Linked DNA regions of Homo sapiens: region 1 is linked to region 2. A link is a loop called in an ENCODE intact Hi-C map of the cell type or tissue named here. Cell type or tissue: endothelial cell of umbilical vein. All regions are shown on one strand. Each heading gives the region's core, and the rest is flanking DNA. Links, peaks and the distances in the headings are about the cores only.

What was found. Peaks named below come from ENCODE experiments on the same cell type or tissue, not always from the same donor. Only the 100,000 strongest peaks of a DNase experiment are listed, where the experiment ranks them.
Region 1: a loop joins it to region 2, with 2.8 times the contacts of the local background. A loop is called at or near these places in 1 of 110 quality-filtered maps.

Annotation. Positions count from the first base shown.
Region 1 is chr3:108,340,359-108,345,141 of GRCh38, reverse strand. The region is part of intron 2 of HHLA2 (HHLA2 member of B7 family); the gene reads right to left. Among named protein-coding and RNA genes, the nearest start is that of HHLA2, 46 kb to the right of the region's middle. In endothelial cell of umbilical vein, for the core only: no CTCF peak of the experiment used is centred there; a DNase peak (open chromatin) is centred at 1,921; H3K27ac peaks cover 1,264 bases.
Region 2 is chr3:108,157,813-108,162,458 of GRCh38, reverse strand. It overlaps IFT57 (intraflagellar transport 57), which reads left to right. Exons shown (of 11, transcript NM_018010.4): 11 at 1-1,647. Among named protein-coding and RNA genes, the nearest start is that of LINC01215, 35 kb to the right of the region's middle. In endothelial cell of umbilical vein, for the core only: no CTCF peak of the experiment used is centred there; a DNase peak (open chromatin) is centred at 2,478; H3K27ac peaks cover 206 bases.

The DNA of each region.
Region 1 (4,783 bases), core at 335-4,334, 180 kb before region 2:
TCCTCCTTCTCAATCTTCCTTACAGCTTTCATACAGTTAATGAGAACACTGCTCTCTTTACTTGCCCTCAATTCCCCATCTTGGGAGGGGTTGGTTCCCTGGAAGCAGAGCCCAGGATGAAGCACTTGAATAGGAATCCACATTACACAAGGTGGGGTAAAGTCCAGGGAACTACTCCTGCTTCCAGGGACCATTTTCCAGCTCAGCCTTCAATCACGAAATGTTTCTTCTTGTCAAATGGGTAGATAATATAATCCTCCTTAATAGCTCTCTATATCAGAAAGAATATAGCTAGACAGAGTGGGGTTTTGTTGTTGTTGTTGTTGTTTAGCAAGAATGCTGCAAAGCCAAGAAAACAGACAAAAGAAATTGCCAGGGTTAACACGGCAGACAGCAGGCATTTTGTCGAATACATCAAGGTAGTGAGCAATTGAACAAAACTCCATTAAATAAAGTTAGTGTTGAACATGTGCACATGTGAGGCCAAGGACTTCTTAGTCACCTTTTTCTCTGTAAAACATATTGCTAGATGCCCATGGCACACCAAGTGCTTCTGGAAAGCCAGTGCACTCTTTCTGTACACTTCTACCCCCTGCAGTTCAGTGGGTTATCATCAAATAATTTAACAAAATGTTATGTTAATTGATTAAATGGGAGGACAAGACCAAACCTGGTCTATCTTCAATGACTAATTGAATAAGATGAATGCTTTGGAAAAGCTAAATAAAAGCAAGTCACAACAAAGATGAAAAAAAATCAGTTATTGTATTAGGTGTGGGAGAGACAATGGCAAAAGATTCAAAGCCAATTGTAGAGCCTAGGAGGAACTGGACTTTTTTGTACATATTTGAATGCAAAGGTCTCTGGCCATTTTTAAGAAACAAAAACTGGAAATACTGAATAATGCATTATTGATTAAATTGTTCTATGGATACAGGAAAAAAAAAATCAAACAGTGGCACCATACTCAGGACAAGGCTTTGACTGTTTTTCCCAAAAGACTAGAAAATGAGTGGACTTTTATGTTTAGGTTTAAAACATTCAAAGTGTATAATTTGAATAACTTTTTCTTAGCTAGACTAACTAGTTTTTAACTAGACACATCTGATTATGTCAGATGTAAGGACTTCCACTGAAGTAATGAAAGCTCTACAATGATACAGTGAACTCTCAACACACATAATCTGGGACCAAGTTTCTGTAACATTGAGGAGGATCAACAGTCTGTGGGGTCAAAACATCTGGACTAACTGAATTACGAAGCTGGAAACTTCTTTTCCAATGTCAATTTAAGTTTATCACCTACTCCTGATATCAGAATTCCATCCTATGCTGGTTACAGCTGTTACATTTAAATACATCTATTGTGTGGTAAGTGATATATCCAGCAATCGTCATTCCCCAGTATGAGGTTAATCATTCCCACTCAATCCCTTTGTCATCTTTTCATATCCCAAAGTAAAGAACGCCTACTTGTATCTACATATCAAGGTGCTGGGGCGGGTGACCTGTAACTGAATATCAGAATCAAGGAATTGGTGTGAAGAATAGGCAAATCCAATCTTTATAAGACTTACTCCTACCTGCATAGACTGCTTAGAGCTTTTATTAAGTGATACTTTAAAATAGACTGCTTTCTATCAAGTACTTGCACCTATGTACATCTGAATTAGTGGCTATCAGTCCTCAGAATTTAAAGCGGTTGCTAACCTGACTAGCTGGTACACAAGAAAAGAAAATCTCCTGGCCTAGTTCTATGTATGCAGTTCAGTGAGTCATTTCCTAAGTACAGTGGTTATCATGCTGGCTTTGTACCAGTGAGTTTTTGGTGCTCAGAGTCAATTCTTCCAAATAACTTTGGTTTGTAAAGCTTCATTGCTTCAGAAGCCTTGTCTTCTACTCATAATCCATACGTAAGTTAGAGCCAGGAAAGGTTCAAGTTCTGAGAAACAAGAAAAAATAAAATGCCCTCCAACTTATCTTGACCTCCTAGGAAACAGGACTAGGTCATTCTTTGTATGGTACCCCACACTGTCATCCAGAAAGTTTTAACATCCTTGCTGCCATTAAAAATATATGATTTCAGCATCACCTACGGGTCACAAACTGTACAGGGATGAGTCAGTCCCTAATCTCAGAAAGCTCCATCTGGTACCAAAAGATAGGTGAATTACATAAACAAATCATAATACAGAGATGCAGGCAGGAAGAAGGGCTCCCACCAGGTGCTGTGGAAGGAAACAGGAAAGACGCTTGAGCTTGGAAGGGGCAGGGTGTTAAGGAAGACCTCTCAAAGCATTAGGTTTGAGGTACAAAGAGACACTGGCCTATAAGGAAGAGTAGAAGGTTATTCTGGACAGACAATAGAACAAAGATGCAGCAGCAAGAGAGAACATAAATCCTATGCGATTATAATAATACCCAGCAGTCCACATGGAAGAGAAAATGCTGGAAAGATGTCCCAGGGGTACAGCATGACCATTATTTTAAGCCATACTAGAAAGCTAATGATGAAGTCAGATTGTGTTTTAGAAAGATCACACCAGTGGGATTACAGTGGTTGAGTAAAAGGAGCCAGGCCAGGCGCAGTGGCTCATGCCTGTAATCCCAGCACTTTGGGAGGCAGAGGTGGGTGGATCATCTGAGGTCAGGAGTTCGAGGCCAGCCTGGTCAACATGGCGAAACCCTGTCTCTACTAAAAATACAAAAAATAAGCCAGGCATTGTGGTAGGCACCTGTAATCCCAGCTACTCAGGAGGCTGAGGCAGGAGAATCACTTGAACCTGGAAGTCGGAGGTTGCAGTAAGCTGAGAGCGCGCCGTTGCACTCCAGCCTGGGTGACGAGAGTAAAACTCCATCTCAAAAAAAAAAAAAAAAAAAAAGAGAGAAAGAAGAAAAAGGAGCCAGCCGATAAGCATCAACTAGCTAAATGTAATAGAATACCATTAAAAGAAGACTTTAGTAGGATATGATTAAATTTGGAAGGACACTGTGACAGACACCAGTACCATTTCCCTCCTTCCTTGCTAACAACTCCTCTGTCAAGCTGTGTTGCAGGACGCGACTGCCTCTATTGAAAAGAACTGACAAATTGTTCAGAAAGGTAAATGAGATGAGCATGTCCGGCTTGGGATGGAAGTGAGAGCCTCTAAATTGGATGCAAGAGCAGAACATGATGGCAAACCCCGTCCCTCTACTTTCAGAGCATTGATTTGATGTCTGGAGCTGGAGCTTCTATCTTACAGTTGTGAGGAAACAAGTAGGGGGATTAAGAAGTCACAGTAACAAGGATGACAGAGCAGATGGATGGAAAGAAGCTGGGTTTGTGATGACACTGTTGAGTCTCTGCTCCTGTCTGTGCTGAGTCCTCTACCTCTAGTCTTCCTGTTAATTAAGTAATACATTTAAACTACTGTGAGTTGGATTTTCAAATGTCTCCAAACATTTGAAAGTAACGCATAATGAAGATAATTAATTAAGAAAACTAAGGGATGAAGAGCTACTGACACAAGAACTGGGCTCTGTTTTTTTTTGTTTGTTTAAATAAATCAATGAAAAACAAATGTCTCCTTTCACAACAAAATGTTGAAAGAAGATGTGTTATATTTTAACAGAGTAATGTAAAATGTAAGAGACACACATTTGCTTAGTAATGGTAGCAAAAACACTTTTAATCTTGAAGCTAAAACAAACGTTAGTTATGAGCCATTAGAAGTTTGTAGTAAGTTTAATGTGCCTTATGGTTTTTATAGGAGTTTTCTGACAGAAAAACCACATTAACTTAAAAATTCCTATTTATTTTTATGTCAACATTAAAAGGAAAATACTATTAACTGAAGCATTATCTTGCAAATGTGGGAATTTTCTTTTATACAAGAAAAGAGTTTGAGGCTGGGCGTGGTGGCTCATCCCTGTAATCCCAGCATTTTGGGAGGCCGAGGCGGGCGGATTACCTGAGGTCAGCAGTTCGACACCAGCCTGGCCAACATGGTGAAACTCCTTCTCTACCAAAAATACAAAAATTAGCCAGGCGTGGTGGTGAGCACCTGTAATCTCAGCTACTCAGGAGCCTGAGGCACAAGAATTGCTTGAACCTGGGAGGCGGAGGTTGCAGTGAGCCAAGATTACACCCCTGCACTCCAGCCTGGGCAACGGAGCAAGACTCCATGAAAGAAAGAAAAGAAAGAAAGAAAGGAAGGAAGGAAGGAAGGAAGGAAGGAAGGAAGGAAGGAAAAAAAAAAAAAAAGAAAAGAGTTTGGCTATTTTACTCTCCAGGACCCCTGTTTCTTTCTTTCTTTCAAAGAAACAAAAAAAAAGAGTAAATCCTTGTTTTCAAGAGATCTTTAAAAATGAGGCTATAAGGTAATAAAATAACTTCAGATTGTATAGCTGGGACTTAAATATTTGTAGGAAAAATGAATTTGACATCTTATGACATAACTATTTGTATTTCAATGCCTTAACTTTATAAATTCAACACTAAAGACTAAAGAAGGGAGAGTATAAAAGCTTTAATTTGGTATATAGACTTTCAAATGCAGAGAACTTGAGTTTGATGCATTTGAACAGATGGGTATGTTGGTCTGTTTATATAAATCAAGCTGCCCAGATATACCAGGTAGGTCAACCTTTGTTTGGTTCTATTTGTTTCTATAACTAGAAATTCTCCAACGAAGTTTTCTGAGTTTAGTAAAGACTGGCAAATTTAGGCGAGAGAGGGAGCATGTGTAACCAATGCTGAGCGATTTATAGAATAAGAAGATTTCTTTAAGTGGGGCATCTT
Region 2 (4,646 bases), core at 1-4,000:
TTTCTGATTAGTTGGGTTTTTTATATCAAACTATATTTCATGTTGCATAGATTTCAAAACATAATTTTATGTTCAATGGGTATTTTTTTACATATACATACTCACATATTATATCATGGTGATTATGATGGTTAAAGCCTTTACACTGAATGTAATGTTTAATAAAGAAATTACAAATTCTCACTTTCTAAGAAGCTTTCACTAATCATTACCTATGTTAAAGCTCCCACCTGGTGGCTCATTTTTCATAGCATTCCTTGTGTAAGCCAAGGTATATGACCTGCGTTTTCTGCAGATGCTGCTGCTGTCACAACATGAACTGCTGACACAGTCCTTTACCTTGCTCCACCTCTGCAGTGATCATAAGTGCTTTGTGCCCAGAGGCCACTGAAGATGGTAGGCAGGATTCTTTCCAAGAACCCAAACTGCCTTTGCCTCAGCTTTATGGTTACCTAAAATTGCCACTTTTTTTAGGTTAAAAAAAACTTCAGTATCCTCATTAACATTTGAAGTTGGTTTCTTATGAATATTTCGTGGCTAAAATGATTTTATAGGGAATCTATCTTCTAGGATCTAAGCCACTAAATAAAAGGATAAATGAATGATGATAAGTCAGTCACTCATGTTTGACTCTGTTCTTAGAATGAAGAGAAGGTGCATATGCATGTCTCAATTTCTACCTTTTTCTGTGGTATCGGCTATACTAGGGAACCATTTTGTAGAAGAAGGAACGATGACAGGTCGCATGAAGATCAGCCTCTAGTACTGATGATCTTTACTTATGCATCTTCCTGAGCAACTTTCTAGGCTAGGATTTCTAAATTGGTGAAAAAAGCAGCATTAGAGTGCCAGAATTAGCACTGGGGAAAACTGGCCAGGGGAACACAAAGCAGGAGACAGCCTGCGTTAATTTTTTTTTTTTAATAATTTTCAAAAGCAGTGGTAGAAAATTTGATAAGAATGCTTTATGTTTAGGACAACAAAAATAATTTTAAAAAGTTATTTTTTACCCTAATACTTTTCTCCACTGAATATTATTATTTTTTTCTTAGCTTTTTCTTTCTAGATGTATTCCCCAACATGCTCACATACACAGATCTTTCCCTTTCCTTACTAGACCTCTCTTTAGTTTAAGATAAGTTTAGACAGGAGAAAGTGTATGTAAACTACCTGAAAGGATGACAATCAATACAATGACAAATATGCCAGTTTATTTAATTTGTTTAAAAAAAAAAAGGCAGAAAACCCACCATGGGAAAATAAGCATTTTTTAAAATCTGAAGTTGCTCTTTTCCTGTGTGGTCTTTGGGAGGAGTCTAATACAAAAACTGAAAACCTTTGGTCCTGGGAATTTATTTTCATGGCTGTTGTCATGGCTGAGTAGTTTTTTGATGAATTCAATCAATGCAGAGAACGCTTTTAGATAAATCAGAACTCTCCTTAAAATGCATTTCAATCAGAAGCAAAGTACACCCATTATTTATGCAGACATGTAAAAAATCTAAAAATTCTTGCAATGAGTAGTATAAGCCACCTATTTTTACTTCCTTCTCTGAAATATTCCAGTTAACTCAGCTTGGGTTCTGTGCTCCTCCTCTCTTCCTATAGAACACTGTGCATACCTTGAATAAAGAGCTTATTATACTATATTGTTATTTTCTTCCATCCTACCTAATGAATTGAGCTACTTTAGGATAGGACAAAGTCTTTTATTTCCGTATTCCTTGCCAGGTGCCCAGCACATAGAAAGTGTCTAGTAAATGTATTGAGTTAGTAAATGGATGAGTAGATGACTGGCACTGTGTGGATCCAGGATACCTTCTAGCTCCCATTCTATAGCATGAAGAGTTTAATGACATTAAGCCTGTGTGCTTGGTATAGTTTCAAGATAGCGATTAAAAACAATGGGTTCTTTTCCTATGGTATTGGATTAGAATTAGAAACATCAGTATGAACTCATGGGTTTTTAAAAGTAAGTATAGATTAATAGAAATATAGAAATATTTAACATGTAGTAATACACACACACATATTTCCTAGTTGTGTCCTCTGATAGAGCCTAGTAGCAGTGACAGCCCAATTACAACTGTGGGCACTCAGATCTTGATGTCTAAATTCTCTTCTTTAAAAAAAAAAGGAAGTCTTAGATTTCTGATTCCTGGGCTGCAACAGGAAAAGCACAAGGTGAGTCTAAAATACTTGCTTTGCCAGAAAGGAAGTACTTAAATAATGATGGGAAGTATCTAAAGGACACAGCAGATTGAGGGTTTACCATCTGCCAATCTGGAACAATTTGAGCATCAAAGTCAATCGTCATAGTAATAAATAATAACACATGGAATAAGAAACCACAAGTCCACACAGATATAAATGAATGAAAGAATAAATGGAGAGGTGAGAAAGGTCTTCCTGCTCATGTAAAAGGAATGCTGGATTTAGAAAATCACCACATGGCATCTACCATGGTAGTAATTGTTTGGGCAAGACTCATCAGTGGATGCTAAAATTGGTAGGTGAAAGTTTGATAGAAACAGGATATTTACATAGTCTTGAATTATGTAAGACATTTTACAAGGAAAAAGTTGTTTACAGTATAGAAACCTGGTAGATACCACTTTAGGTGATAATAGTTAACACCACTAGTAATGGGACAAATAGAGACCATAGGCCTGCTGAGAAGAGCACACACTTACATGGTTCCTGCTGAAAATGCATAACCTGAATCTACTCATGAAATATCAGATGAATCCAAACTGAGGGATTTGTATAAAATAGCCTATATTCCTCAAAAATAATGTCATGAAAAGTTCTAAGGAACAGTTCCAGAGCAAAGGAGACTAAAGAGATAAGACAGCTAGATGCAACAGGAGATTCCAGATTGGACCCTGGGCCAGGAAAGGAAAAAATATGAATATTTTTAGTGTGTCTGCATATGTGTATATATATAATATATAGCATATATATGTGCGTGCACACACACACACACACACATATATATATATATAATATAAGCAGTCATCCCCAACTTTTTTGGCACCAGGGACCCCTGTTGTGCAAGACCATTTTTCCACTGACCAGGGGCAAGGGGGCGGGGATGATTCTGGGATGAAACTGTTCCACCTTAGATCATCAGGCATTAGTCAGATTCTCATAAGGAGCACGCAAGCTGGATTCCTCGCATGTGCAGTTCACAATAAGGTTCCCGGTCCTATGAGAATCTAATCATCTAATGCTGCTGATCTGACAGGAGGAAGAGCTCAGGCGGTATTGCTCACTGGCCCGCTGCTCACCTCCTGCTGTGTGGTCCAATTCCTAACAGGCCAGGGACTGGGAATGGGACTGGGACTGGTCCATGGCCTCAGGAGTTAGGGACCCCTGTTATAAAGGATATTATTGGTGCAACAGGAAAATTTTGAAGACCTGTGGATTGGATAATAGTATTAATGTTAATTTCTTGATATTTATGCTGTACATAAGATAATATACTTTTAACAATACACACATGTATTTGATTCTAAAGAGGCACCCTGTCACCAACTTACTCTCAAATGGTTCAGGAAAAAAAAAGGTATGTGTGTTTGTATATTCATACATATACAGAGAGGATAGTGAAAAAAATGTAGGAAATTGCTAACATTTTGGGAATGTGGGAGCAGGAAATACTGAACTCAATTGTACTTTTTAAAACTTTTCTATAATCTGAAATTATTTCAAAATAATAGTTTAAAAATGATAGTTCTTAAAGATTATGCGCTCTATATGGAAGTCAGTCTCTCTCTGAATCAAATAGCTAATCAATTTGTTGAAATAGTATTTCACTCTCAAAATTCTGTGGTCCATTGGATGCAACTTTAATAATTTTATAGTCATTGGTTTGCTGGACAAGTAAAACAATTTTTTGACAATTCTAAGGAAGTATTTTTCTACTGCCCTCTAATTTATCTAGGTCAGCACTTCCCATGAGTTTTATGCAAAAACAAAATTTGTGTAATCAGGGAAATTTGAGAATTGTTTCATTTTCTTCACAATTTCCTGTCTACACTGTGAATCTGCAATCAGCAAATGTCCCATTATTTTTTACAAATATATACAGTCACCTCTCAGTGTCCTTGGGAGATTGGTTCCAGGACCCCCGGAGGATACTGAAATGCATGTATGCTCAAGTCCCTCATATACAATTTCTCAGCTCCCTTCCCCTCAATTTTTATTTAGTCGGCTTGGGTAGGAATGAGGGGGGTGGGGTCAGAAATTTTAAAAAGCTGCTCATGTGCCTTTGATGCAGCTTATTTAGGAAGCACTTTAGGGAGCCACCAATCTAGAATTTTTCCCTGGCTGTGTGTAAACAAAGCATCTTAGCTCAGAAGGGGTCTTTAAATAGGATCTAAACTAGTGATTCTCAGTGTGGCCTGTGGATTGCCTTAATATTAGCCCTGCCTTGGAGATTTTTAATAAATAACCTAGATGACTTAATACACACTGGACTTTAAGACATATTGATATTAAAAACTATCACTTAAAAAAAATCAGAAAACCAAAGAGCAAGGTAACCAATTTCATGGTTTCCTAAATGGTTTTCAGTGTAGTTTGGAGCAGCCCTGTGAGAGCTTCATGACTATAGCTCCTGTCACCTACCTTGTCCCATATTT